2 separate regions of the Homo sapiens genome follow, and region 2 is linked to region 1. Evidence: chromatin loops called from intact Hi-C (ENCODE). Cell type or tissue: heart right ventricle. All regions are shown on one strand. Links, peaks and the distances in the headings refer to the core of each region. The heading gives the core; the rest is flanking DNA.

Region 1 (15,204 bases), core at 4,658-12,657:
GCATTAAAATTGTACACTGTAGGCCAGGCGCAGTGGCTCATGCCTGTAATCCTAGCACTTTGGGAGGCTGAGGTGGGCGGATCACGAGGTCAGGAGATCGAGACCATCCTGGCTAACACGGTGAAACCCTATCTCTACTAAAAATACAAAAAAAAAAAAATAGCTGGGCGTAGTGGTGGGTGCCTGTAGTCCCAGCTACTCAGGAGGCTGAGGCAAGAGAATGGCATGAACCCGGGAGGCAGAGCTTGCAGTGAGCCAAGATTGTGCCACTGCACTCCAGCCTGGGTGACAGAGCGAGATTCCGTCTCAAACAAACAAACAAACAAAACTGTGCACTGTATATATTTGTTCATGCAAAAGTCCCAAGTCTGGTTCCCCAGCCCCGTCAGGCAAGAGGTGGCAGCCTAAATGACACCTAAGAGAGGCCTATACTAAGCCCTTTTGTCCTCCCTCACAGTGCCATCCTCTTTTTCCTTATAGTAGTTAGTTTGATGTCTAATTATCTAGTTACTTCTGTGATGCATGTGAGCTCCAATGAGGGCAGCCCTGTGGCCTCCATCTCCAGTCACGTAGAGTTGGGTCTGGCATAGAACAGGTGTGCTCAACGTTTGAAATAGATTTAAATAAATGTTGATGGAATGAATGATGCAAGCAATTAAGTAGGACAACCTTGACCTGTGAGAAGTAAACCGAAGCTCCAGAGCACAGGGGTGGGAGCCTAGATGAATGGGTCGCAGCCTTGAGGGATGGGAAAGAGGTTTAGTGACTAGTGAGGTGGCAGAGACCGGAAGGCAGGCTGAGGCAACCTGAGTGGCTCAGACACCACATCCTGAAATGCCTTTGGGGCCAAGGCTGTTGAGGCATAGAAGGGCATAAAGAAGTCAGGAATATAAACACATTGGAGTTTTAGCAAGACTATTGAGGCTGCTGGGTAGAGGGTGGTGAGGATGGCGGAGGCTGGAGGTGGGGCAGCCACAGAGAGGTATCTACGGTGACCCATAAGAAAGAGATCTCCAGCCTGACCTGGGGCAAGCAGAGAGAGGACAGGGTTTGGGAAAGGGGCAGGACATCAGATTCATCTGCTTCATCTGCTCCCATGACCCCCGGAGGATCTCCCATGTCACTTTATATACAGAGAACGGGCTCGCTGGACACTTAGTCCTGTGTCTGCTCTCCCAAGCACCCTCCTGCTGGGTGATCCCAAAGTTTGGGCTAAGTGTGGAAAGAGAAGCAGGTGGGGAGAAAGGGAGCAGAGTATCCAGAAGAGGGACAGGGAGAGGGAGTGGGAGGTGGGGGCAGGGATAGGGAAGATGGAGAAACTAGGAGTCAGGGGACTGTGCATCAAAGGTGGGAGCAGGGGCATACGTTTGCAAAATCACAGATACAATTTTTCATTTTGCAAAAATTTGCATGAACAAATTCCCTGCTCAGAAGCACAAAGTCCCTTCATGCTTCCCCACCCCAGTGGGCACTGATCCCACCTACCCACCATTCCTCATGGAGGAGAAAACTATCCTCAAAGGATTGTCCCCCCTAGTACCAACCCAGAGTCTGACATTGCTCTCTGCTGCTATAGAGCTGGGTCCTGGATAACAGCTGGGATTTCCAGGAAGGCCTGAGGACCATGTGTCCCTAAGATTGGATCCCTCCCTTCGCCTCCCATGGCTCTATTTCCTGCCAGCCTGTGATTCTCTGAAGTAGGGGAGAGGGAAGATAAAAGGCCCCAACTTTCCCCCAGAAACTCAACTGTGGTGATTGGGAAGGCAGATAAAAGTCAGAGATTTGGAAACTTAATGCCAGCGTTACCATGTCTGAGGGAAATAGACAGAGGCAGAGGGAGACTCCAAGAGAAAAAACTGAATTAAATTCAGTTCAACAGACGTTTATTGGTGCCTACTGTGTGCCAGGCCTAGAGGGAACATTGTGTACAAAACTACAGATGACTCCCATGTTTTTGGCTTGAGAGACTAGGAGATGATGGTACCATTCACCGAGCTGGGGAGAGAGAAGGGACTTGACATATTCAGTTGAAGGGTCTATGGTGTGACAACTAGGTATGTAACCCCTGTTCAACAGTTCCCAGCATCCTTTATGCTCAGCATGTGCTGGAGGCTTGGGCATTTAGAGTCTCAGACTAACCTGGGCATTATGATGGTGCTAGGGGATGATGAGATAGATCAGAGAACAGGGAGGGGGTGTGATAAGAAAGGAAGAGGAGAGGAGGATTGAAACTAAAACTCTGGGAACCCATGATTAAAAGAGAGGAAAGGGATGGTGATGCACACCTGTAATCCCAGCACTTTGAGAGGCCAAGCCTGGCGGATCACCTTGAGCCTGGGAGTCTGAGACCAGCCAGGGCAACATACTGAGACCCTGTCTCTACAAAAAATATAAAAATTAGCTGGGTGTGGTAGCACACAACTGTAGTCCCAGATACTTAGGAGGTTGAGGTGGCAGGATCACTTGAGTCCAGGAAGTAGAGGCTGCAACAAGCCATGATTGCGCTATTGCACTCCAGCCTGGGCAACAGACTGAGACTGTGTCTTAACAACAACAACAAAATTGGGGGCGGGGGGAGTAGTAAAAATAAATAAATAAATAAAACAAAAATAAATCAATAAAAATAAAAATAAAGGGCTGGGCGCGATGGCTCACTCCTGTAATCCCAGCACTTTGGGAGGCTGAGGCAGATAGATCACCTGAGGTTGGGAGTTGGAGACCAGCCTGGCCAACATGGTGAAACCCCATCTCTACTAAAAATACAAAAATTAACCAGGCGTGATGGTGGGTACCTGTAATCCCAGCTACTTGGGAAGCTAAGGCGGGTGAATCGCTTGAACCCGGGAGGCAGAGGTTGCAGTGAGCCAAGATCACACCACCGCACTCCAGCCTGAGTGACAGAGTAAGACTCTGTCTCAAAAAAACTAAAATAAATAAATAAATAAAATAAAAATAAAACAGAGGAAAGATGAGGGACTTCCAGAAGACAGGGAAGGTGTAGTGGTCCTAGGGATAGAAGAATCAGGGTTGCATGAGGCCAGAAATAGCCTGGTAGGACCAAGGAAGAGCCCAGGTCTTCAGCAGCCAGGAGAGGGGTGGGGCCAAGGGGACGAAGCTAGGGGTATGGAACAGGCTGGTGTAGACTCCTCCACAGGGGCCTGTGAGTAGAGTGTAGACCCCTCCTTCCCCAGCCTCCATGCTGTTCCCTGGAGCCCTGCTTGGGTTGGGGGCCTCTCTCAGCCAGGCAGAAGAATCAAAAAGCTCCTCCCAGGCCCCTAGACTTCCATCCCTGAGCCCTGGTTTTTGGTCTCCCCAGGAGAGTTCTGAGCCTTCCTCAAGCTCAGGAGCATGCAGTGGTTGGGGAACCCTGGGGACCCTGGGGGTAATTGAAACCAGGGCTAAGACATTAGAAACCATAACGCTGACTCTGCGGCTCCCCCAGGATAGCTCCTGGTTTTCTTCTCACCCCGATCCTCCCTGCTGTTGACAGCTCAGCTCTCCCAGGCCCCCAGCAGCTGGGCTGCTGACCCTCCTCCTCAAACCAACTAGAAGGGGCGTCCAACCAGAAGGCACCCAAAGCCAGCCCTCAGGGACCTTTTCTCTGCTCTCAGAAAAGCTTAGTGTATACCAGGCTAACCTCTTCATATTGAGGCATCCCAAATTCTAGTCTTAATAATCCCTTTTTGCAGAACCTAGGGAGTTGAAGTTAGACAATGGGAACAATTTTGCAATAGTGAAAAAGAAAGGGAGGAGGTAGATGTAGGGCAGGAGTGCCCGTCAGCTAGCAGGTGCTCAATAAATATGTGGAGAAAAACAGATCTCAAAGCCTGGACCCCACCAGAGGGAGGTGTTGGCTGGCCAGATCTGTAACAGGGGCAGTACAGGCTACACACCAGGGTAGCAGGAAGTGACAAGGTCAGATAAGGAATTCTGTGGCCTGGAAGCTCTCTCCTTGCTTGGATGTCTCTCTTTCTCTACGTTGCAGTCCTTGTCTCTTAGCAAAAGGACCAGAAGCTGCACTTTTGTAAGACTGATGGGAAGGCCCTCCCCCTGCACAGCTGTCCAGAGATTTCAGGATTCCTAGATTCCCCAAGTGCTGGTGTGGAGATTTGGGCCTGCCTCTGTCTCTGTCTGTCTCTCTCCCTGGCTTTTTGGTTAGAGACAGAGGGGTTCAAATACCTACTCTACTACCTACTGGCTTTGTGGCCTCAAAAAGTGACTTAAGGTCTCAATTACCTCAGAAGTAAAATGGGATCATAACAGTGCCTATTTCCTAGGACTGTGGTGAAGATTAAGTTAAATGAGATAATCCAGTCAAGTGCTTAGTGCTAGCCCTAGCAGGTGCTAAAGCCCCCTTCGTCTGCTGGCTTTGGCTTCCTCCCAGTTGATGTCTATGTCTCCTCTGTCACGGCCTTTCTCCCCATTTTCTCTATCAACATTATCCTCTGTCTCTGTCTTTTACTGTCTTTCTCTTGATCTCTTTGGCTCTCCTTGTATCTGGCCCTGCCTGCATGACCCTGCTCCAACCCTCTGGCACAATTGGCCTAGGTGAGGTAGGGTAGGGGTGTCCAGGAAGGTAAATTTAAATATGGCATTCATGGCAGCAGGGTCATGCCTGAGCCTGAACATAGGTGAACCACAATCGTTGGGGTGAGTACTTCTGTCTATGGCCCTTTCTGACTGGGCAGAAGAGCTGGGGGCTCACTCTGGCAGTCCTCTTGGAGGAGGGGGGACTTGTCCTGACTGTTCTGGGCCGCCCCCACACCTGGACCCAGGCCAGATCCCCATAGCTAGTGCCTGCCTGGAGGTGAGGCAACCTGCCCAAAGGCCAGAACTGAAAGGGGTAGCCCTCTACCTCCACACAGAGTTGCTTACCTGACCTCAAAACATTCTGGCCCACCCTCATCCAAGTTCTGCTCTGAGCCTCCCATACCCCATCCCAAACCCTGTGTGGAAGCACATTGCCTCCATAGATCTAGTTTCTCTTGTCTCTGGCTCTTCCTATCTCTGTCTCTATCTATGTGTCTCTGTCTTCTCAATCTCGATCTATGACTTTGGCAACTGCATAAGCCTTGCACCCCTAAGCTAAGACCACCAGGGATAAGAAACTGCAGGGGTTGAAGAGTCTGTGTTCTTCACCTGGTCCAAAAAGCTCCTTCTTGGTGGTGGTGGTGGGGCGAACACAAGAAATCCAGATGTCATTTCCATGTCACTGTGGACCTGTGAAGGCAGGGGGCATGGCATAGAATAGGTGCTCATTAAATATAAACCAAATGAAGGAGGGGCAAACAGAGGACTCCAAACAAGGAACTGAATGGCTGAGGCTGTAGCAGGCAGGAACATGGAGAGACTATGGAAAGGCTGCTGCTCAACTTTGTGACTCAACAAGGAGTCTTCTTTGGGGGTCAGGATTGGTCTCAACTAGCCCTAGATGCTGCCACACCTGGGCCCTGGCCAGCCCCTTCACGTCAGCTCTTGGGCAGACAGCCAGATGGGTGAGCCACTAAGACTTCCCCATCACTTCCCTACTCCCAACACACCATTGCCTCAAGGTGCCCACCAGCTTCAAGCAGAGTGCTGGGAATACAGAGCCAGAGAGGGAGAAACTCTGGGCAGGGGCACACGGCAGGCAGAGGCTGAGACAGGAGTCTGGTGTCCTGGTAGCCAGCCTGGGCCTGTCATGAGGATCCTATGCCAGTACAGTGATGGGGGCCAGACCCGAAACAGGATTTTATGTGGGGAGAGAAGCCAGGAATCCTTGAACATGTGGGCAGCTGGGCAAGGGGTGGAACGTCCCATCAGGTAAGGACAGATGTGCAGCTTCTTGTCCTTCTTGTTAGATAAAGACAAGCATTGAGACAAAAGGTTCAGAGAGATAGAATCAGAGCAAAAGAGAGAAGAGAGAGCCTGGGAGACAGACCGAGAAATAGAAACTCTCAGAGACACAGTCAGGCACAAAAACAAAGATGCAGAGAAAGAGATGTGAGTCAGGGACACAGACAGGGAAATGCAGAAGAGAGAGCCATGGAATTAAAGACACAGAGACCAAGATAGGGAGGGATATGAAATCAGAGAGAAACTGTCTCAGTCACAGAGCAACAATGTGGAGACAGACTCAGACAGAGAAACACAGAGACAGGGAGAAAAAAAAATTGAGAGATAGAGAGATGGAGAAGAGAGAGAGGAGGACAGCGACAGCAAGATCAAGAGAGGCAGAGAGATGGACAGAGGACAAGGCAGAAGGAAGCAAAGACAGGGCTAGGCAAAGAAAGAGATCAAAACATTAGGAGTGGGAAAAGTGGGCGAGGGACAAAGGAGTTTCGTGGCCTCAGTCTCTCTAGCCTGGTCTCCCCAGGGTGTTGGACCCTTACTTTGCTATTCTCTGGTTTCCATAGCAACAGGGAGGGCAGCGCCAAATTTGCATACACATTTACATCCTTTCTATTTGAATAATTCAACAGGTTTCTGTGCATATTCATGAGATAATGAATGAAGGTGACTCTCAATCCCTGCTCAAAACCTGGCTATGGTATCCCCTGCTTTGTAGTGTATGGTATGGCTCTGAGCCTGGTTTTGTAGGCCTTGACCTCTCCCTGCCAGACCCTGCTAACGATGCCAGCCCCTCCTCCCCAAACATCTTTTGCATTTTCCTACCTCTAGGCCTTTCTTCAGGTTATGCTCCTCTGCCTGCAGGGGATGCCTTTCCCTCAGCGTCAGTCCTGCCAGTGGCCTCTGGTAAGGAGTAGCAGGAGATGACAGGGGTGAGCAGGGCTCATCTTGGCTCCCTGGTGGAGGCGATCCTTCAGTCACATTCCTAACTGGGGGTGCTTGAAAGGGTCACACTGAGAGAGGCTGGGGTGTAGGCTGAGCTGCAGTCTGACAAATCTACCAACATAGAGCTACCTAGGACACAGTGGCCTCCATATGGAAACTGACAAAGCCCTTGGTTCCAGCTAGAATAATCAGAGGAGCTGAGATAGCACCAAAAGGAATCTCAGGAACAGAGGGGCTGAGGTGGCTCAGATGGTGGGGGAGAAAGTTCCTAGGGCCAAGAACCCTTTCAAAGTGCCAGGCATTGAATGGCCTTGTGGGCTGGGAGGAGCTTCTTCCGGGCCTGCTCTGCTTATAATTTTGGCCTCACTGACTACCCCTTGGATCCCTACAGCAGCTTTCTCACTGCTCTTCCTGCCCTGTACTGCAATCCACTCTCCACATTGTAGCCAGAGTTCTCTTTCTAAACACAATCTGATATTCCACAGAACTCCCACCTTGAAGCCTTCAGTGACGTTCCATCTCCCTCAAGATAGAGTCCAAGCACCTTTGGCCAGGCTTGCAGGCCTCTCTGTCTGACCCCCACTCACTTCTGAGCCTCATCCCTTACTCTCTGCCTTGAACTTCATGCTCCAGTGATCATCTCTATGCTGCCTCTATGCCTTGGCTTATCGCTTCCCTTCACCTGGAATGTCATGCCCACTTCTCTCCTAAGCTATTCAAGATTCCACAGAGGTATCACCTTCTCTTCTTTAAATCTTTGTGTGTCTCTAAAAGTTGGAATACGGGCTCTGTCTGAACTCATGCAGCAGTAAACCTGCCTAATCTGTGTACTTGTCACACCATAGGGAAACTTTTTTTTTTTTTTTTAAATGGAGTCTCACTCTGTTGCTCAGGCTGGAGTGCAGTGGCTGGATCTTGGCTCACTGCAACCTCCACCTCCTCTGTTCAAGCCATTCTCCTGCCTCAGCCTCCCAAGTACCTGGGATTACAGGCGTGCACCATCAGCACCGGCTAATTTTTGTATTTTTAGTAGAGACAGGGTTTCACCATGTTGGCCAGGCTGGTCTCGAACTCCTGACCTCAAATGATCTGCCCGCCTCGGCCTCCCAAAGTGCTGGGACCACAGGCGTGAGCCACCACGCCCAGCCTCCATAGGGAAATTATATATGTGGCTATAGCCCTCTTGGGGTTGGAGGTTCCAAGCCCAGTGACTATATTTGTCACATTGTGGATGATCATCAGCTGTTTGTTGAATAACTGAGGGGTCACTGAGCCCATTAAGGATCAAATTTCAAGTCTCTGTGTCTTGGGACTCCTGAGGCCCTCTGCACAGACCCTGGAAAGGAATGGGCTATCCCTTTGCAAATGCTGCCACCTTGTGGCCACAGCCAGAAGTGAGTGTAGCCAGAACATCACCTATCAATGTGAGAGCTGGACCAGACAAGTATTACAGTAAGGAGTGGGGAGGTAGTAGGTCCCAAGGGAGTGCTCAGAGGCCAGCACCTGTGTCCTTTAAACATTCTTGATGAGTTCCAAGCAGACAGAATGACAAGAACAAAGACTCAGAGGCAGAAAATCTTATGGCACTTGGGAAGTGTGACTGTGGTCAGAGCCTAGGGTCCAACAGGACAAGGCCAAAGACGGACTAAGCCATGGGCAGGGGCCAAGCAAAGGGGTCCTTTAAAACCACCCAGTGGGCTGGGCACGGTGGCTCAGGCCTGTAATCCTAGCACTTTGGGAGGCTGAGGCGGGCAGATCACCTGACGTCAGGAGTTCGAGACCAGCCTGACCAACATGGAGAAACCCTGTCTCTACTAAAAATACAAAATTAGCCGGGCGTGGTGGCACATGCCTGTAATCCCAGCTACTCAGAGGCTGAGGCAGGAGAATCGCTTGAACCTGGAAGGCAGAGGTTGCAGTGAGCTGAGATTGCACCATCGCACTCCAGCCTGGGTGACAAGCGCAAAACTCCATCTCAAAAAAAAAAAAAGAAAGAAAGAAAGAAAAAGGAAAAGAAACAAAAACCAAACATCTAGTGAATGTAGTGAATGAACTTGGATCCTGTCCTCTAATCTTGGCATGGAGGCTAAGGGAATAGAAGAATGACAAGGTCAGATCTGAGTATGGCCCCATATTGGGGGCGGGTGGCTCAATATTCATTCATTTACTCACTAAATATTTATTGAGTACCTACTATGTGCCAAGTGATGTTCAAGATCCTTAGGTTACATAAGGGAATGAAACAAAGATTCTTTCCCTTTTGGAGCTTACATTCTCATCAGGAGGAGACAATAAACAAAAGTATTATTTTAAAGACGTAAATATCATAGAGGTTAAGAAAAACTGGAGTGGGGGAAAGGCAGGGTAAGGAAGATCGAAAGTGCTGGACTGCAATTTTAAATGAAGTGGCCAGAGTAGGCCTCATGAAGGTGACATTTTAGCAAAGACTTAAAGGAGGGAGGGAGATAACCATGCAAGTATGGGGGGAAGAGCATTCTAAACAAAGGGAATAGCCAGTGGCTTGGTTTGGGGGAGAGCTCCAAGGGGAGTGAAGCACAGCGATGAGTATGGAAACTGCTGAGCGATAATGAGTGGCACAAACCAACAGAGGCTTTGGGGATGGAGACCTAGAAGGCAAAATGGGCAGAACTTGGTGCCTGCTTGGATATGGGAGGCACATAACTCCTCCAGGCATATTGTGTTCTGATGTCCCCATTTCAAGGGAACAAACACAAGGTGGCTAGACATGCCACCTCTAAGACAGGTAGTGAGAATGCTCAACGCATTCCATCCTGGATGACTCCATTGCCGACCAGAATGCTCCCCACCTCACCTTTCCCAGCCTCAACTCACCAGCTCATCTTCCGTGTCTCTGTCTCCAGACCCTCCAGCCATCCACTCTCATGCCCACAAATCCTATCAGCTCCAAAAACCCTCAACCCTATTAATACCTTCCCATCCTTTAGCTGTGGTTATGGGTTAAATTGTGCCCTCCACTCCCATTGCCCCCCAACCAAAACCATTTATAGATATCTTCATCCCCAGTACCTCAGAATGTGACTTTATTTAGAAATACAGCCTTTATAGAGATAGTCAAATTAAAATGAGTTCATAGGGTGGGCCCTTATCCAATATAAGTGGTGTCCTTACAAAAAGAAGAAATTTGGATACAAAGACACACAAAAAGGGAAGATGGGGTGGAGACACAGGGAAAATGCCACGTGAAGAGTGGCATGATGCACCTATAAGTCAAGCATGCCAAAGGATGCTGGCAAATCACCAGGACGAGGCAAGAAAGGATTCCCCCACAGATTTCAGAGGGAGTGTGGCCCTGCCAACACCTTGATTTCAGACTTCCAGCTCCAGAATGGTGAGACAATAAATTCTGTTGTTCTAAGCCCCCCAGTTTGTGGCACTTTGTTACGGCTGCCTAGGAAACCATATAGCTACAACGTTCCTGTCCTAGGATAGTCCATCTCACTCCACCCCATCTTCATGGGGATCTCCAGGCCACTGACTCCTGTCCCTTTTCCCTCACTTCCCTCCTGGCCCAGTTTGGATGCCTTGGTCGTTCACTACATGTACTCTCTTGCTAGTCTCCTCATGCATCTTCCCTCATTCCTACCTGTCTTAAAGTCAGTCTGGAAGAATGCATCTGTGCTTTTTCTGAGTCCTCACCTATCCTGTGGGTGCTGCTAAGAGCTCACACACCCTGACCAATGACCCTACAAGTTCATGGTCACCAGCCTACACTGGGCTTTTAGCCCTGCCTGGTCATTATCCTGTACCTCTTCTAGTCACCTCTCCCTAGTCACCTCTCCCAACTGCAACAACTATCTCACACATCCTTCCCTCTAGCTTCCTTGCCCCACTCTCAGCTATGGAGCTGGACTACTGCTTTGAGGAGATAAGAGGCCTTCTGAACTCCCTCATGTCCCATCTTCACCTCCAGACCTATCTGCACACATATCTGTCCTCAACTCCATCCCTCCTGTTACAGGAAGTCATCCCTCCTCTTCCCTGGGGAGGCCCTTACCTCCATGCTTCTGGATCCCATTTGCTTTTACCTGCTCAGGAACCTCATGCTGTGAGTTATCCACAATCTCCTGCATCCTTCATCTCTTTCCCTACTGGCTTCTTCGTCTGTCAGCCTATAAACATGCTCAAGTCTCTGCTAGTATATTAAAAACTACAACAACAACAACAACAAAAACAAAATCCAACACTCTCTGTACTCCACATTCCTCTCCTGCTATCTATCACCCCTTTCTACCCATTCACAATCCAATTTCTTGAAAGAGCTGTCTCTACTTCCTTACCTTTTGTGCCAAGACGTGACCTTATGGTGGCAGAAGCCACATTGCAGTGAATTAAGGAGAAAGTGGACAGAACTAGACACAACTCTTGTGCTCTCTTGTAAAGCTGGTCAGCCTTTCTGACTCCAAAGGGCTCATGCCTCTGGTCCCCTCCCTGCCATTCCTCCTGTAGGCCCCAGCTGGGCCCCGTAGAGACCAAAGATGGAGAGAAAATGCCCCTCCTGGGACTCCAGAGCTCGCAATGCCACCTTCAGCACAGATCACCATAATTATTATATGTGATCCCTCCACCCTGGCCATCAGCAGATGGGATGAGATCATCAGCCAAAGGTCAATAGTCTGCAAGGTGGCCTGGCCTCAAAGCTCTGGAGTTCCAATGATACTCAGAGAACTGCTGATGGCAGAAGACACACAAGTGAAGATGTTCAGAGAAAAAGCGGTATGCAGAAGCTGAGAGGGAACAAAATTCCTGAATTAGCTGCAAGGAGAATGGGGGAAGTCAGTCAGTTGCTGGCAGCAAGACACCTGAGTCACTGCCACTGCAGCCATAATTGCCTTTAGGAGTGTTTTAGATGCTTCACGACCCTGTGCATTTGAGAGACCTGCTCGGCAGCCACTGAGGTTTTCTCTCCTAATCTCCTCTGAATCCCCATCACCTACCCCTCCCCCAGGGTCCTCCACATCACTCAGAGCTAACCTATCTTTGAAAGCAAAGGATGCAGTATTTACAGTTTTGAAAACTGCCTGCTGGCCCTGTGGTCACCTCACCCCTCCTCTAAGCCCTTATCAAGGGCTTCAGTCCTCCAATTCCCTCTCCTTCTCAATCCCTCCTGCCTGGTCTCAGTTAAGTATCACTGCAACATCCTTACATTGCTGGGCCCATTCTACTACAATGTGAGCCCAGAAGAACCCCAACCTTCTGCTTTCCTCATGACTGGACACCCAGGCTGCTGGACACATTGGAGAAAATCTCAAGATCCATGGGAGATCCAACTGATTCAATTCTTCAGAGTTCACTACTGCCCATAATCCTGCTCTAGTTCCCGCAGCACCCCCTGCTACTGATGCAACCTTCATTTCTCTTCTCATGCCCCCGACCCTGAGAGTTTAAGGCCAAGGCAAAGCAGAAAAGGAGCAGCAAAGGGAAAAAAGGCAAGGATGTGGCCGGGCGCGGTGGCTCACGCTTGTAATCCCAGCACTTTGGGAGGCCAAAGCGGGTGGATCACCTGAGGTCGGGAGTTCGAGACCAGCCTGGCCTACATGGAGAAACCCCGTCTCTACTGAAAATGCAAAATTAGCCGGGCATGGTGGCGCATGCCTGTAGTCCCAGCTACTCCGGAGGCTGAGGCAGGAGAATCGCTTGAACCCGGGAGGCGGAGGTTGCGGTGAGCTGAGATTATGCCATTGCACTCCAGCCTGGGCAACAAGAGCAAAACTCCATCTCCAAAAAATATATAAATAAAAATAAATAAATAAATAAAAGGCAAGGATGAGACCTGGAGAGAGATGTGGGATTGAGGTTTTTTTTTTTTGAGATGGAGTCTTGCTCTGTCGCCCAGGCTGGAGTGCAGTGGCGCAATCTCGGCTCACTGCAAGCTCTGCCTCCTGGGTTCACGCCATTCTCCTGCCTCAGCCTCTCGAGTAGCTGGGACTACAGGCGCCCGCCACCACACCCGGCTAATTTTTTGTAATTTTAGTAGAGACAGGGTTTCACCGTGTTAGCCAGGATGGCCTTGATCTCTTGACCTCCTGATCCGCCTGCCTCCACCTCCCAAAGTGCTAGGATTACAGGCATGAGCCACCATGCCTGGCTTTTTTTTTTTTTTTTCTGAGATGGAGTCTCGCTCTATTGCCCAGGCTGAAGTGCAGTGGCGGTTCACTGCAACCTCCGCCTCCTGAGTTCAAGCAATTCTCCTGCCTCAGTCTCCCACGTAGCTGGGATTACAGGTGCCCACCACCACGCCTGGTTTTTTTTTTTTTTGTATTTTTAGTAGAGACAGGGTTTCACCATATTGGTTGGGGTGGTCTCAAACTCCTGACCTTGTGTTCCGCCCGCTACGGCCTCCCAAAGTGCTGGAATTACAGGCGTGAGCCACCGCCCCTGGCCTTTTTTTTTTTTTTTTTTTAAGATGGAGCCTCATTCTATTGCCCAGGCTGGAGTACAATGGCGTGATCTTGGCTCACTGCAACCTCTGCCTCCTGGGTTCAAGCGATTCTCCTGCCTCAGCCTCCCAAGTAGCTGGGATTACAGGCGCGCACCACCATGCCCAGCTAATTTTTTAATTTTTACTAGAGAGGGGGTTTCACCATGTTGACCAGGCTGGTCTCGAACTCCTGACCTCGTGATCTGCCCTCCTCGGCCTCCCAAAGTGCTGGGATTACAGGCTTGAGCCACCGCGCCTGGCCTGTTTTGTCTTTTTGAGACAGAGTCTTGCTCTGTCACCCAGGCTGGAGTGCAGTGGTGCAATCCCAGCTCACTGCAACCTCTTCCTCCTGGGTTCAAGCTATTCTCCTGCCTCAGCCTCCCAAGTAACTGGGATTCCAGGCATGCACCACCACGCCCAGCTAATTTCTTGTATTTTTAGTAGAGATGGGGCTTCACCAAGTTGACCAGGCTGGTCTTGACCTCAAGTGATCCACTCGTCTTGGCCTCCCAAAGTGCTGGGACTACAGGTGTGAGCCACTGCGCCCAGCCTGTTTTCTGTTTTTGAGACAGGGTCTCACTCTGTCATCCAGGCCGAAGTACAGTAGCACAATCATGGCTCACTGCAGCCTCAACCTCCCGGGCTCAAGCGATCCTCTTGCCTCAGCCTCCCAAGTAGCTGGGACTAAAGGTGCACACCACTATGCCTAGCTAATTTTTAGATGTTTTTGTAGAGACAGGGTCTCCCTACTATGTTGCCCAGGCTGGTCTCCAACTCCTGGGATCAAGCAATCCTCCTGCCTCAGCCTCCCAAAGTGCTGGGATTACAGGCATCAGCCACTGTGCCCAACCCAAAGATATGATTCTAAGACAGGAAAAAGCATGTTTGCAAACTAGTGGAGTTGAGGATAAATGTGTATACAGACAGGTCTGGAGGTGAAGATGGAACATGAGGGAGTTCGAAAGGCCTCTGTCTCTTCAAAGCAGAGTCCAGCTCCATAGCTGAGATTGGGGCAAGGAAGCTGGAGGGAAGGAGGTGTGAGACAGTTGTTGCATTTGGGATAGGTAAGTCATTAATAACGATAATAGCAATTAACACTTAATAGCACTATGTGCCAGTGTGGTATCTAAATGTCATATATGTATATTTCCTTATGTAATCTCATAACAATCCTATGTGATAAACACTATCGTATTCCTGTTTTATGGATAAGACCACTAAGGCACAGAGCAGTAACTTGCTAATAAGTGGCAGACCAGGATTGAAACCCAGGCAGGTTGGTACCAGAGTCCATGCTCACAACCACTATACTATACTGTATGCTGCAGATGGAGAGAAATGTCTGACCTGGCAGTGTTCCTAAACCAGGCCAAAGCAGGGGCAAATAACTATCCAGGGAATTAGATATATTCAGTACTGACTGAGGCTTCTTGTAGACACTATATTCTCCCAGCACCGGCCTGAGCCTACTACTCTTCCTCTGTCTTCACCCGATCAGCCCCCCGGGGTAAGGGCGGGGACTCCCATTTCTTTAATCCCACTCCACATAGCAGGCTGAGTAGAGGCTCATCAAATAGGTAGAAACTTTATTTCCTAAATCCCTCCCTGGACCTCTTTCAGAAGGCAGTTCAAATGCACTGTAGGTAGAAGGCAGAGGAAGCCCTTATTTAGCAATGCAGAACTTGGCAGAGGCCCCACATCTGTCATTCTTCACAGCAGTCCCTTCCCACATGCTAGAGGGAAGGGGAAGCATGATAGGGAGGTCCACTTTTGTGGACTCAAACCTTGATGGGGATGTTGAGCAGTCACAACGCTTCTCAGAAAAGGCACAAGCACCCCAGACATTCAGGCCCGGAGAACAGGCTGGCTCAGCAGGTCTTCACGATCGGGTGTCTCGAGCCCTTCTTCGGGAACGAGGGCCACAGCTGGAGCTGGGCATGGAACCCAGGCCAGGGGGTGCTCCTGGGGGT
Region 2 (15,204 bases), core at 3,890-11,889, 260 kb before region 1:
CCTAAGATTCCTCCCCCACCCCACCGCTGCTTTCCTCTCCCCAGTGGTTCCATGTGGCTAACCCAGGCTTGTCTTTCTTGGCTCCCCATGCAGGCATCTTTGCTTGTCCATGTTGTGTTGATGGTGGCAGTGGTATGGAGTTCCTGTCTTAGGCAGGGCACTGTGCCCTCTAGTCTTGGATCCCTAAGCTTATTTAGGGGTTCTAACATTGATTCCATGGGACCTTCTAGTCTTGGATCCCTAAGCTTATTTAGGGGTTCTAACATTCATTCCATGGGACCCTCTAGTCTTGGATCCCTAAGCTTATTTAGGGGTTCTAACATTCCATGGGACCTGAGGCAGGAGCAAGGTACCCCACATCTATAACTTTCTAATGCTTTTTGAGCATCTTTATAGGGAGGGCATGGGATCAGCTACCTGTTTCTGCCTCAACCACGGACCAATAATATGAGATCTTTGTTCACCAGTTCTACAGTGATGGGGTGCTTCCTTTTGGCTTCTGGAATGGGGTAAGTTCTTGACATAAATAGGGAGTCCAGGAAAATAGAACAATGAAATAGAATAGAAAAATGAAAGCCTACCACTTTATATATGAATTTGTAAACTCAAACAGGGATTTCATTATACATGCTATTCAGAACTGTCTCCTTTTCATGTGTCTAAAAATTTTTCTTACAAGCAGTACATTAGGCTTGACCTAATTTTTTTTTCTTTTTCTTTTGTTTTTGAGACAAGGTCTCACTGTATTGCCCAGGCTGGAGTGCATTGGTGCAAACATGGCTCACTGTAGCCTCAACCTTCCAGGCTCAAGCAATCTTCCCACGTTGGCCTCCCAAGTAGCTGGAAGTACAGGTGCATGCCACCATACCTGGCTAATTTTTTTTCTATTTTTTGAGAGACAAGGTCTCACTGTGTTGTCCGGACTGGTCTCAAACTCCTGGGCTCAGGCAATCCTCCTGCCTCAGCCTCCCAGAATGCTGGGATTAAAGGCTCGAGCCACTGAACCCAGCCTCGACCTCATTTTTTTTAATGACTTCATGCTATTTCATCATATAGATATACTGTACTTTTTGCCTATTCCCATATTGATGGATATTTGTTTCTGGCTCTTTTCCTTTTTGATATTGCAAACAAAGTTGTAGTGAACATTGTTATATGTACATCTTTTTTTTTTTTTTTTTTTTGAGACAGAGTTTCGCTCTTGTTGCCCAGGCTGGAATTCAGTGGCCCCGTCTCGGCTCACCACAACCTCCACCTCCCGGGTTCAAGTGATTCTTCTGCCTCAGCCTCCCAAGTAGCTGGGATTACAGGCGTGTGCCATCACGCCTGGATAATTTTTGTATTTTTAGTAGAGACGGGGTTTCTCCATGTTAGTCAGGCTGGTCTTGAACTCCTGACCTCAGGTGATCTACCCGCCTTGGCCTCCCAAAGTGCTGGGATTACAGGCATGAGCCACTGTGCCCGGCCCGTTGTGTGTACATCTTAAACCTATATTTCTTATGTGAGAGTGGCTAGAAATGGAATTGCTGGCTCTTAGGGAATGTGCATTTTATGTTTTGATAATTATTATCAAATGGCCCTCCTAAGGGGATATGCTAATTTACTTTTCTACCAACAGTATATGAGAGCACAGACCATTTCAGAAATCCCCTTTGAGATTATTTCCAGTCCTTAAAAACTTTTGTTACAGGTTTAGAAAAGCTTGGAAAGGTCTTGGTGTTGGGTGTTTGGTTTTTGGTGAGAAACCGCTATTCTCTAGAGTAACATTACCATCTGTTGGCAGTCTTGAGAATTGCCCTGGAGTAGGTTTCTGTTTGGGCCTGATTTTTATGCCTTTGATAGCTGCAAATTCATCTTGATTGAGCACCAGCAAAGGGACTGTGGAGGATAGCAGCTCCTGCTCCAGCTGCCCTCTCTGCATCAGCTGTGCAACCCCCGGGCACCAGCAATGTCAGGCAATGGTGGCATGTGCCTGTATTGCCAGCTGCTCAGGAGGCTAAGGGGGGAGGACCACTTCTTTTTTTGAGACAGAGTCTCACTCTGTCGCCAAGCTGGAGTGCAGTGGCCCGATCTCGGCTCACCACAACCGTAACCTCCGCCTCCCGGGTTCAAGCAATTCTCCTGCCTCAGCCTCCCGAGTAGCTGGGATTACAGGTGTGTGCCACCACACCCGGCTAATTTTTGTATTTTTAGTAGAGACAGGGTTTCACCATGTTGGCCAGGATGGTCTCAATCTCTTGACCTCGTGATCCACCCAGGGAGAGGACCACTTCTGTTTGGGAGTTTGAGGCCAGTCTAGGCAACATAGTAAGTCCCTGTTTCTTAAAAAAAAAAAAAAAAAAAAAAAAAAGGATAAAATAAAAGACTAAAAAAAATCAGACTGGGCATGGTGGCTCATGTCTATAATCCCAACACATTGGGAGGCTGAGGTAGGTGGATCACTTCAGCCCAGAAGTTCAGGATCAGCCTGGGCAATATAGTGAGACCCTGTCTCTAAAAAAAAAAAAAAAAAAAAAAAAAAAAAATTGGCCAGGCATGGTGGTGGCATGCCTGTAGTCCCAGCTACTTGAGAGGTTGAGGTGGGAGGTTTGCTTGAGCCTGGGAGGTCAAGGCTGCAGTGAGCCATGATCACACCATTGCACTCCAGCCTGGTCAACAGTGCTAGACCCTGTCTCAAAAAAAAAAAAAAACTCAACGAAATATTTTTTTCTATATGAAGTTACTCTCTGTAGATGACCTCTCTGCATTGTCAGAAACCACACTGCTGGGGGGTTCTGTGCTTCAGGGGCTCAGGATATGGGCTGGGGGAAATGGGGTTACAGGTTTGACGATAAAACTTGTACTGCCTCTCTCCCATTCCCAACATCTCTCTTGTTTCAGTGCGTTTGCTTCTGAGGATCTCCAGTGTCACAACAAACACATGCCAGCCCTGTTTTACAGGGAGCCCTGGAGGAGTTGGGATAGAGGCCACATTGACTGAGGGTAGTTGCCAGGGTCCTGCAGTTATACACAAAGGTCAGTCTCTGATTCCTGGATGCCTTCCATTGGTCCTGGGCATGCTGCCTTTTTCTGTGGGCTATGAGATCACAGTTAGCTAGTCTGCATTACTGTCCATCACCAGATTGCTACCCCCCAGTATGGAGCTTCCTATTTTGTGTAACTTCCCAATATTCTGTATCTTCTTTGTTAAGTCCTTAGGATAAGACCATGGCCTTGAGAGCATGTGGCTTGATCATCTTCCGAAGATGCCTCATTCCCAAAGTGGACAACAATGCAATTGAGTTTTTACTGCTGCAGGCATCAGATGGCATTCATCACTGGACTCCTCCCAAAGGTAGAGGCCAGAGGGGCCAGCTCTTGGGAAACTGCCAACCACTGCTCAGAAATCTACCCTGCCAGGCCCTCCCCAAGGCTTAATTCCCAGTGACTGTGTAGCAAAAAGGGGTAGGGAAGGTAGGAGCTCTTGACCCTTTCTACATACAAGGTCTCCAGACCAGGCCAGAGTAGAGCTGAGAATTCTGTGACTGAATTCCAGGGTAGAAACAGCACCTGGTGTTTTTATGAGTATCATTCGCCAGCTCTCCAACCTCTGTGGTGAATGGCTGGGTAAGAGAAAAAACAGTGGGCAGGGAATTGGGGACCTTGAGGTTGACTGAGCTATGTGCCCACCTCTCAGCTTTGAGTTTTTCATCTGTCAAACAAGGGCTTGACTAGAAAATCCTGTTTTCAGCCAGGCACAGTGGCACACGCCTATAATCCCAGCACTTTTGGAGGTCGAGGTGGGCAGATTGCTTGAGCCCAGGAGCTCGAGACCAGCCTGGGCAAAATGGCAAAACCATGTCTCTACAAAAAATACAAAAATTAGCCAGGTGTGGTGGTGCACACCTGTAGTCCCAGCTACTCAGGAGGCTGAGGTTAGAGAATAACTTGAGCTCGAGAGATCAAAGCTGCAGTGAGCCGAGATTGTGCCACAGCACTCCAGCCTGGACAACAGAGCCTGTCTCAAAAAAAAGAAAATCCTAAGTTTTCTTCCAGCCTGTCTCTGATTTCATTTGATCAATTTCCTTTGACTCCTAGTTCAGTGTCCCTATCATTAGGTTTTTCTTTTCTTTTTTTTTTTGAGACAAAGTCTCGCTTTGTCGCCCAGGCTGGAGAGCAGTGGGGCAATCTCAGCTCACTGCAACCTCCATCTCCCAGGTTCAAGCAATTCTCCTGCTTCAGCCTCCTGAGTAGCTGGGATTACAGGCGCCCACCACCACGCCTGGCTAATTTTTTGTATTTTTAGTAGAGACGGGGTTTCACCATGTTGGCCAGGCTGGTGTCAAACTCCTGACCTCAGGTGATCTGCCCGTCTGAGCCTCCCAAAGTGCTGGGATTACAGGCGTGAGCCACCGCACCCAGCCAGGTTTTTCTTTTGAACTAAACACAGAGAGTATGAGTTCTACAGTGTTTCTGAACATAGTTGTATTTTGAGTTGGAGCATAGAGAAGTTGGGCTCCCTGATCATAGATTCATCTGCAGATTGTGGCAGGAGTGGAGGAGTGAGGAGATGGGCAGGGCCTTCTTAGACCAGGAGGGGATGGGCAGGGCCTTCTTAGACTGTAAAGATTATGGAGACCTTGAGATTGCAGCTTGACCAGCTAGCTACCTGTGCCTTGAGTCTATCACTCAGCACTGAGGGTGGAGTCGGGCAAGTCTCCAGTGGGAAGAACAGTGAAGACTACTGGCCTGAGGCCTTAGGCCAGGCCAAGATCTGTTTGTAAGCTGGCCAGTTTTCATCCACCAGCACTCCTGACCTCACCTCTAAGAGTAAGAAAGCTGCAGTCATTTGGTCCTGAAAGAGAAGCCAGGCTGTGTGGGGAGAAATGGGAAAAAGGAGCCCTTCTTGGCTGAGGCCATTGGGATGGTTTGAGTTGGGAGGGACAGACTGTGGCTCAGGTGCCTGCTGGAATGAGGAATAGCCCTCAGACAGAAGGAAGCAGGGACTTTATTTTTTAAATTATTTTGTTATTATTATTACTATTTTATAGAGACAGGGTCTTACTATATTGCCCAGGCTGGTCTTGAACTCCTGGGCTCAAGTGATCTGCCCACTTGGTCTCCCAAAGTGCTGGGATTATAGGCATGAGCCACCACGCCTGGCCAGAAGCGGGGACTTTAAAAGGGAGTGGGGTTAGAAGGGATGGACAAAGATCCAGGATTGAAGGAAAACAAGGAAATGGGAACAGGAAATAAATTTTGCATGTTTGAGTTGTACTGGGGAGAAACAAGGTGAAAAAAGAGGCAGAAGCTTCACAAATACTATGAATAGGAATATTCACACTTGTCTCCGGATCACATGAGTCACACTGCCTTGTTCCTCTCACTACCTGATGTCAGTGGACCTCTCCTAATCCTTTCCTGCTTCGGCAGAAGCTACCCTGTTAATTAACACTGATGGACAGAATACTGAATAGATGCCCCTGGGAGGGGTGTGCTCAGGGACTTCCATACACCTCTGAGGGGAGGTAGGACGTCCTGAGTCAGTATCACCCATCACTACTAGCATCCCTCCCACCTTGCTCCCCTGATGCATTACCTGTCTGTCTTTGTGTACACCACTATAGGAGGTGCTTGTGCAGAGAAAATTCCCCAGAAGCTATAAGCTAGAATGGTTTTTAAGTGCTAAGTTTCTGGGGGTTTTGTTTGTTTGTTTGAGACGGAGTCTCGCTCTGTTGCCCAAACTGGAGTACAATGGCACAATCTTGGCTCGCTGCAACCTCCGCCTCCTGGGCTCAAGTGATTCTCCTGCCTCAGCCTCCCGAGTAGCTGGGATTACAGATGTCCACTGCCACGCCCAGCTCATTTTTGTATTTTTAGTAGAGACAGGGTTTCACCATGTTGGCCAGGCTGGTCTCAAACTCCTGACCTCAGATGATCCACCCGCCTCGGCCTCCCAGAGTGTTGGGATTACAGGCATGAGCCACCGCCCCTGGACCCTGGGGAGTTTTTTGTGCAGCAGCTGGCTCTGGGCATTGTAGACCCCTGGGAAGGATGAGGGCCCCCATCTCCAAACCAAGGAGAGAACAACTGAGTTCCTGCTCGCCATGAGCCTGTGAGCAGGAGGCCTCCCTAGAAACTTACTGGAGCCAAGGTGTAGACAGAGTCTGCCAGACCGTTCCCAGTCTTTGCCCCCTCTGGGGAAGCTGAAGATTTGTGGGAGGGGACTAGAGGTAAAGCTGAGAGCTGCTCCAGTCTGCAGAGCTTCAAGTTCTCCTACAGCAGTTTCTTGGCAGCTGTCTTCTTGGGTTTGGGTGTTGCTAACACATTTTCTTAGAAGTGGTTCTCAGCTGGCCCTTAGTCTAAGTTCCCATCAAGAGTTTCCCTATGAAACTGAAATCTGGCTTTGCCCAGTAAGAAAGAGGAAAACAATTTGGAAAAAGCCTTGATAGCTTCATGGAAACAGCTGCTCATTCAGCCGTGCAGGGTTTTGAGCCTGTTGGCCCTGGAATGTCAGGGTCCACCTGCAGACAATGTTAAGTCCTCACTGGATTGTAGGCAAAGTACTTCCTCGTCAGCTAACTTCCACTTGTTAAGAAAGGACTTCCCCCTCCTTGGAAAAATCACTTCAAGGTCTCCAATAGAAAAGTGATTCCTTAGAGCATGGGATGAAGAAAGTTCCGAAGAATAAGAAAGCAGACGTCTGAAGAAGGTCATCTCACACCATAAAAGAGCAGTATTCTAAACCTGACTTGCTATACACATGGTCTGTTTCACTCTCTGCAGAGAAGAGGGAATGGAAAGGTGGGATTGCTCAAACCCCGAGAACTAGACACTACCTGCCCTGCACCCCCTTCCCAGGCATGTTAGGATATTGCCAATCTCCAGGCTTCCTTTAGCAACACCTAGAAAAGTCACTGAATGGCTGGGTGTGGTGGCTCATACCTGTAATCCCAACACTTTGGGAGGCTGAGGCAGGAGGATGACTTGAGGCCAGGAGTTTGAGACCAGCCTGGGAAATATAGTGAGACCCCATCTTTACCAAATAAATAAATAAATAAATAAATAGCTGGGCATGGTGGCACATGCCTGTTGTTCTGAATACTCAGGAGGCTAAGGTGGGAGGATCACTTGAGCCCAGGAATTCAAGGCTGCGGTGAGCTGATTGCACTACTGCACTCTGGCCTGGGCAACAGAGTGAGTCCCTGTCTCAAAGCAAAACAGAAAAAAAAAAAAATCTTGTCTGGAAAATCCAGCTTTGGGAACTTTGGAAGATTTCCTCCTCCTTTTCTTCCTCTTTTCTCCTAACTAGGCCATGTGGAACCAGGAGAGGATGACTTGGAAACAGCCCTGAGGGAGACCCAAGAGGAAGCAGGCATAGAAGCAGGCCAGCTGACCATTATTGAGGGGTTCAAAAGGGAACTCAATTATGTGGCCAGGAACAAGCCTAAAACAGTCATTTACTGGCTGGCGGAGGTGAAGGACTATGACGTGGAGATCCGCCTCTCCCATGAGCACCAAGCCTACCGCTGGCTGGGGCTGGAGGAGGCCTGCCAGTTGGCTCAGTTCAAGGAGATGAAGGCAGCGCTCCAAGAAGGACACCAGTTTCTTTGCTCCATAGAGGCCTGAGCTGACTGGAGCAGAGTCATTTGCTTCAGCAGGATCCTTGTGGGCCTTCTAAGATGAAGCCACCCTCAGGTCCAGGGAAGGTTGTGCTGGTATTTGGCTCATGACAGCCAAGAGCAGATTTGTGAAATCGGCTCAACTCCCAGGTGAGAGCAAGCAAAAATCTTGGCTGGGTGGAAAGGAAGGCAAAAGAGTAAAAATTAAAAAGGCCAGGCCCAGTAAGTGTACCTTGTACTTTATAAATAAACCTCAAGCAGCTCAAGGTTGTCCTTCTAACCTGTTGTGTTTATTTCTTGGACTCTTGGCATTGGTGGAGAGAAGAAAGCTGAAGTGAATCAGAGTTCTGACCTTAACCAGAGGGAACTCTGTGTCCATACAGTATCCCCAGAGAACTTAAGAGCTAGGGATCCAAATGGAAGAGACCCAGCACTGGCAGGATGGCTCTCTCGCCTCTGGAATGCCAAGCACACCCACCCCACCCCCACCAGGGGCCCTGAGACTTTGTGACCCATAGTCAGGATTTCCAAGTGAGTGGGACTGGAGTGCAGGAATTGGGTCTGTCCTACTCACTAATATATCTTTCACCAGCAGCAGGCACATATGTTGTAAGTACTCAGTAAATATTACCTTAAATAGGGCCAGGCACGGTGGCTCACACCTGTAATCCCAGCACTTGAGGCCTAGGTGAGCAGATCACTTGAGGTCAAGAGTTTGAGACCAGCATGGGCAACATGGTGAAACCCTGTCTCTACTAAAAATACAAAAATTACCTGGGGGTGGTGGCACACACCTGTAATTCCAGCTACTCGAGAGGCTGAGGCAAGAGAATCACTTGAACCTGGAAAATGAAGGTTGCCGTGAGCTGGGATCGTGCCACTGCACTCCAGCCTGGGCGACAAAGCGAGACTGTCTCAAAAAATGAAAGTATTACCTTAAATAATTAGAGACTGGCTAGGCGTGGTGGCTCATGCCTATAATCTCAGCAGTTTGAGAGGCTGAGGTGGGTGGATAACTGAGGTCAGGAGTTTAAGACCATTATGGCCAACATGGTGAAACCCCATCTCTACTAAAAACACAAACATTAGCTGGGCATGGTGGTGCACACCTGTAATCCCAGCTTCTTGGGAGGCTGAGGCAGCAGAATTGCTTGAACCTGGGAGGTGGAGGTTGTGGTGAGCTGAGATGGTGCCATTGCACTCCAGCCTAGGCAAGAGTGAGACTGTCTCAAAAATAAATAAATAGGCTGGGCGCAGTGGCTCACGCCTGTAATCCCAGCACTTTGGGAGGCCAAGGCAGGTGGATCACCTGAAGTCAGGACCTCAAGACCAGCCTGGCCAACATGGTGAAACCCCGTCTCTATTAAAAATGCAAAAATTAGCAAAAATGCAAAAATGGTGGCTCATGCCTGTAGTCCCAACTACTCAGGAGGCTGAGGCAGAAGAATCACTTGAACCCGGGAGGCAGAGGTTTCAGTGAGCTGAGATCACACCACTGCACTCCAGCCTGGGCAACAGAGCAAGACTCCACTTCAAATAAATAAATAAATAGAGACAGAAAGAATTTTAGACTCCCCAAGTCACAACAGAGAGAGGAGGGACAGGCAACCCTGGACCCCCAGGTCAGTGACACGTGTACTCTGTCCTCTCAGACCAGGCCTGCCTCCCAGAGTGATAAGCCTTGTTAACATGACTAAGGTCACTGGGAATGAGGCAAGCCCAGACCCAAAGGAATCTGCTGGGCCACCCAGCAGTCACATCATTACACCTGTGCATTCCTCACCTGCAGCTGCCTTCCCCACCCTCAGCAAAACCTCATCATTAATGTTTCTCTCTTCCTATCTACTTTTTTTTTTTTTTTTTTTTGAGACAGAGTTTCGCTCTTGTTGCCCAGGCTGGAGTGCAATGGCACCATCTCGGCTCACCGCAACCTCTGCCTCCCAGGTTCAAGTGATTCTCCTGCCTCAACCTCCCGAGTAGCTGGGATTATAGGCATGTGCCCCCAACATGCCCAGCTAGTTTTGTATTTTTACTAGGAACAGGATTTCTCCATGTTGGTCAGGCTAGTCTCAAACTCCCGACCTCAGGTGATCTGCCTGCCTCGGCCTCCCAAAGTGCTGGGATTACAGGCATGAGCCACCACGCCCAGCCTTCCTATCTACTCTTTTTGTCCACAACTCCACTGTAAGACTCAGAGGTGCAAGAGCTGGGTCTCAGCCCTGTTTTCCTTTGCTACTAGGGCTCAAGGAATGCAGGAGCAGGTGTTAGATCCCACAGCCCTTCCAGGAGCTGTTAGCAGCTGGATTCATGTGGATTTTATTAGAAAGTTGTTGCCCAATGAAGTGCAGAAGATTGGAAGTGAAGGGGCATTGGCAGAGGTCAGCCTGGATTACCAGGGTCAAGAACAGCCACCCCCAAAGGAAGAAAAGACAACTCGCCCAGGTCTTAAGCAGACTTCCAGATGTTTTTAGTCCCCAGTTCTCCATGCAGACAGGGCAAAAGTACTAGTGAACAGGATCTTGGAGCACAGCCAGGGGCCTGAATGGTTTTGTTCCTCACCCTCTGAGCAGCATTCTCTGAAGGAGGCCTGCTGCATGAAGTTTTTGGAGCTTAATGTTCTTTTTCCAGGCCAGCAGGGACCATATCACACTGATTTAATAAATGCCTGCTGGGCAGTAGTGCCAAACCACAGACGAGCTGCCTCCTAACAAGGGCTGGCCAGCTCCGCACTCTCAGAATGGGAGGCTGTGGAATCTCAAGTCTAAGACCTCATACATCAAAGTTGGAAGGGACCTGGAAAATGACCTGATTTGGCTGCTCATTTTTATTGCTGGGGAAATTGAGACTTAACAAGATAGATGGCCCTGGCAGTATCTATAGATGGGGTGCTTTGAAGAGGGGGTGCCAGAGGGAAGACTGCTTTAGAATATATATATATATATATATATATATATATATATATATATATATATATATATATATATATGTATGTATGTATATATAGCTTTGGAGTCATTCCTCTGGGCCTTACAGAGTGTTCCATTAAAATGTAGGTACTTTGGTGAAGAGGTCCCTCATAAGTTGTATTTTTTTTTTTTTTTTTTTTTTTTTTTTGAGAAGGAGTCTCACTCTGTCGCCCAGGCTGGAATGCAGTGGCACGATCTCGGCTCACTGCAATCTCCACCTCCCAGGTTCACGCCATTCTCCTGCCTCAGCCTCCTGAGTAGCTGGGACTACAGGCACCCGCCACCATGCCCAGCTAATTTTTTTTTTTTTTTGTATTTTTAGTAGAGATGGGGTTTCACCGTGTTAGCCAGGATGGTCTCAATCTCCTGACCTCGTGATCCACCCACCTCGGCCTCCCAAAGTGCTGGGATTGCAGGTGTGAGCCACCGCGCCCGGCTGTAAGTTGTATTCTTTGCAGGAATAACTGACAGTAGGGTGGGACTAAAGCATGTTATGGGAGGTGGATGAGGGTGGGAGAGAGAGGAGCTGAGATTAGGATGTGGCAGGTGAGTAGGCTTTGACAACATCACCACTTTGCTTTTGGCCAGTGGGGCTTGGGCAACCTGAACTCAGACCCCAGAGCGTTACAAAATCCAGCTCCCGTGCCCCACCACACCCCTCTCAACTGGCAGAGCAGCACTCTGCCGATGCTGCACTTTGGGTTAGGCCAGGCCTCAGGGAGACCTCAGCAGAGTTGTACCAGTTCAGGAGATGCTTCCATGTTGAAGTTTTCCTCCAGAGAATGGGGCTGGTCAGAACTAATCTAAAATTGGAGGAGAGCCCTGCCCCAGCCCCTCTGAGGGAGAGCTCTCCCCTGGGACCTCAGCCAGTTTACCAGCTCTTTGGCTGTCAGAGTCCCAGAGTTCTAGAGTCCAGTCTTTCCCAAGTTCTTTCGTTGTTGGTTTTTTTTTTTTTTTTTTCCCGAGAGATGGAGTTTCACTCTGTTGCCCAAGCTGGAGTGCAATGGCGCGGTCTCAGCTCACTGCAATCTCCACCTCCCGGGTTCAATCAATTCTCCTGCCTCAGCCCCCACCGAGTAGCTGGGATTACAGGCACTCACCACCGTGCCCAGCTAATTTGTGTATTTTTTAGTAGAGGCGGGGTTTCACCATGTTGGCCAGGCTGGTTTTGAACCCCTGACCTCAGGTGACCCGCCCGTCTTGGCCTCCCAAAGTGCTGGCCCAGGTTCTTTTTTTTGGTGGGAGGACAGAGTCTCTCTCTGTTCCCCAGGCTGGAGTGCAGTAGTGCAATCTCAGCTCACTGCAAGCTCCGCCTCCCATGGCCCAGGTTCTTTATGTAGAGTTTCAGTGGATTAAGTGAGCAGGGCAAGCAAAGAGATTGCTGATGTGGTCGTCTTTACACTCCACAGGAGTTTCCCTGGGGAATAAGCTTAGGGAATGGGGAGCTAGAAGAGCATCTTGCTCCATCATGGGGTTGGCTCCAGAGTGTAGCCTGTTGCTTCTTTTTACAGGGATCAGAAGAAAGATGACCAAGGTTGGGCATGTGGCATTGGCTCACACCTGTAATCCCAGCACTTTGGGAGGCAGAGGCAGGAGGATCACTTGAGCCCAGGAGTTAGAGACCAGCCTGGGCAATGTAGTGAGACTCCATCTCTAACAACAACAACAAAAAATTAGCCAGGCATGGTGGTGTGTACCTGTAGACCCAGCTACTCAGGAGACTGAGGAGGGGAGAATTGCTTAAGCCCAGGAGGGTGAGGCTGCAGTGAACCAAGATTGTGCCACTGCACTCCAGCCTGGGTGCTAGAGTGAGACCCTTATCTCAAAATTAATTAATTTTTTTTTTTTTTTTGAGACGGAGTCTTGCTCTGTCACCTAGGCTGGAGCGGAGTGGCGCAACCTCAACTCACTGCAGCCTCTGCCTCCCGGGTTCAAGTGATTCTTCTGCCTCAGCCTCCTGAGTAGCTGGGTCTACAGGTACACACCACCACACCCAGCTAATTTTTTTTTGTATTTTTAGTAGAGACAGGGTTTCACCATGTTAACCAGGATGGCCTCGATCACCTGACCTCGTGATGTGATCTGCCCGCCTCGGCCTCCCAAAATGCTGGGATTATAGGCGTGAGCCACCGTGCCCAACCAATTAATGTTTAAAAAAAAGGAAGAAGAAGAAAAATGACCAGTTCTTCCCAAGTTCTCCATAGAGGGTGACTTAGGGAAGGAGCCTAGGCAGAACCACAGTTTGGAGAGGAGAAGCCTCTGGCTTGAGATACCTTTGTTTAAACATTTATGTCATCACTTTTGTGGCTCCTAAAGTCCTGCCTCCTTCAAATAGCTTTCCCAGGCTACTCAGAAATTTCTGGTTTCCGTTTCCCTAATGGCTACTTCCTCTCTCTCAAAACTCATCTGGCACCTTAGGAAGTTGCTTCATTAAAAAAAAAAAAATCTGTATCCAGTATGACCATTGCTCCTTTAGCTCAGGGGTCCCCTCCCACCCACCCTCTCAAGATGACCAGTGTTGGCTGGGCACAGTGGCTTACGCCTGTAATCCCAGCACTTTGGGAGACCGAGTTGGGTGGATCACCAGAGGTCGGGAGTTCGAGACCAGCCTGGCCAACATGGTGAAACCCCGTCTCTACTAAAAAATACAAAATATTAGCTGGGAGTGGTGGTGGGCACCTCTAATCCCAGCTACTCAGGCAGCTAAGGCAGGAGAATCGCTTGAACCCAGGAGATGGAGGTTGCAGTGAGCCGAGATTGTGCCACTACACTCCAGCCTGGGCAACAGAGCGAGACTTTGCCTCAAAAAACAACAACAACAACAACAACAACAACAAAAAACAAAAAAAAGAATTACCAGTGTCGTTGGCCCTCCAACCCTAGGCCTTTTCCTCCCTGCCTATCTCATGTGCACTGTGTCTCAGACACTCTCAAAGATCATCATTCTCAGACACACATGCTGAGGCAAAAGGCACAGGGCTGAGAGAAGCCATGTGGAGTGATGGTCTGGTGTTTATCTCTGGCTTTGTCACTACCTGGATACGTGATCTTGGGCAAGCTCTGAACCTCTCTGGACATTATTTTCCTCATTACAACAAGGGAGTTGGACAAGATGATCTCAATGGTTTCTTCCAGATCTGACAACCTGTAGGATTGGGTTTGAATTTTGACTCCTCAGATTACTGTGTAAAGATCAAAGCTCCGAAAGACGCTTCCTCTGTTTGATTATTCTGTTTTTCTAAGACACTCTAGTTTTCTAATTTGAAGTTCAAAGTGCTAAGTGTAAAGTTATTCAGTAAGTATTGCTTAGACTAGTATATAATTTAAAATACCTGAATACCCATTACCAGGGATTAATAAACTTTGACACATGCATGATATGAAATATTATGCAGCCATAAAAAAAAATAGGATGGTCCTTACATAGAACCTTTGTACCTATTAAAATTTAAATTTAGGCCAGGCGCGGTGGCTCATGCCTATAATCCCAGCACTTTGGGAGGCCAAGGCAGGTGGATCACGAGGTCAGGAGTTCAAGACCAGCCTGGCCAAAATGGTGAAACCCTCTCTCTACTAAAAATACAAAAATTAGCTGAGCATGGTGGCACATGCCTGTAGTCCTAGCTATTTGGGAGGCTGAGGCAGAGAATTGCTTGTACCCAGGAGGTGAAGGTTGCAGTGAGCCAAGATCATGTCATTGCACTCCAGCCTGGGCAACAGAGCTAGACTCCATTTCAAAAAAATAAATAAATAAGAACAAAAGCAAAATGCCATATGCGGGGCTATCTGGCCACCAGTGGAATCAGGGGTCTGACGCAGTGTGGTGGCCAGCTGGGACAGGATAGGGGATGGAGCAGTCAGCCATGTTGCTCTTTGCAGCACTTTGGCTTTCTTTCTCTTTTTCTTTCTTTCATTTCCCACACTACACCGATGAGTTTTGCTTTCTTGAGTGGATGTTGAGGGTGACGATGACGACTCCCAGGACAAATGCCAGGCCAAAGGGCTGAAGCCAACATGGCTGTCTGAAATTGGTTCGGTAAAGGAAGAGAATAATGTTGTGCTTCCTTCTTGACCTAATCGCCACTTCTAGTGGAGCTATAAGTACACCTGTTGGAAGGTGAGAATAGCATAAACTCTCTCTTCCAAACTATCTCCTTTACATTTCTTCCATCACTCCTACCCAAGATCATGCATAGTGTTTATTCCCAAGGACATATGGGCACTTATCTTTCTGTAGTCAGTTGAATGTCTTTTCCAATGGTCTAGCTTCTCTGGCAGGAGTCAGAGAATTACAATGTGAAGAACAATTGTGCAACTCTGTTTAAAAGTTAGGTATGAGAATTGGGGTCATTTTAATATGGACTGGATATTAGATCATATTAGGGAATTATTAATTTTCTTAGATATGAAAAACAGTTGTGTAGGAAAATGGCCTTAGGAAATGCATGCTGAAGAATTTAGGATGTAGTGTCACAATGTCAGTAAGTAATGCAACTTTGAAATGGTTCAGGCCAGGTGTCTCATGCCTGTAATCCCCCACTTGAGGAGGCTGAGGTAGGAGGATCACTTGAGCCCGGGAGCTTTAGACCAGCCTGAGCAACATAGTGAGACCCTGTCTCTCCAAAAAAAAAAAAAAA

Evidence for each region. A loop is a pair of places that touch in the nucleus more often than their neighbours do. Peaks named below come from ENCODE experiments on the same cell type or tissue, not always from the same donor. Only the 100,000 strongest peaks of a DNase experiment are listed, where the experiment ranks them.
Region 2: it touches region 1 in a loop (2.7-fold over the local background); 63 of 110 quality-filtered maps call a loop at or near these places.

The regions. Positions count from the first base shown.
Region 1 is chr9:34,595,692-34,610,895 of GRCh38, forward strand. RPP25L (ribonuclease P/MRP subunit p25 like) reads right to left here. Exons shown (of 2, transcript NM_148178.3): 2 at 14,804-15,204. The coding sequence ends at 15,114. Among named protein-coding and RNA genes, the nearest start is that of RPP25L, 8.8 kb to the right of the region's middle. In heart right ventricle, for the core only: CTCF peaks have their summits at 8,153 (motif pointing left) and 8,369; a DNase peak (open chromatin) is centred at 8,150.
Region 2 is chr9:34,335,833-34,351,036 of GRCh38, forward strand. It overlaps NUDT2 (nudix hydrolase 2), which reads left to right. Exons shown (of 5, transcript NM_001161.5): 2 at 397-509; 3 at 2,881-3,015; 4 at 3,192-3,334; 5 at 7,292-7,867. The coding sequence starts at 3,208. The coding sequence ends at 7,608. Among named protein-coding and RNA genes, the nearest start is that of NUDT2, 14 kb to the left of the region's middle. In heart right ventricle, for the core only: no CTCF peak of the experiment used is centred there; DNase peaks (open chromatin) are centred at 6,284, 7,519 and 10,189; H3K27ac peaks cover 3,914 bases.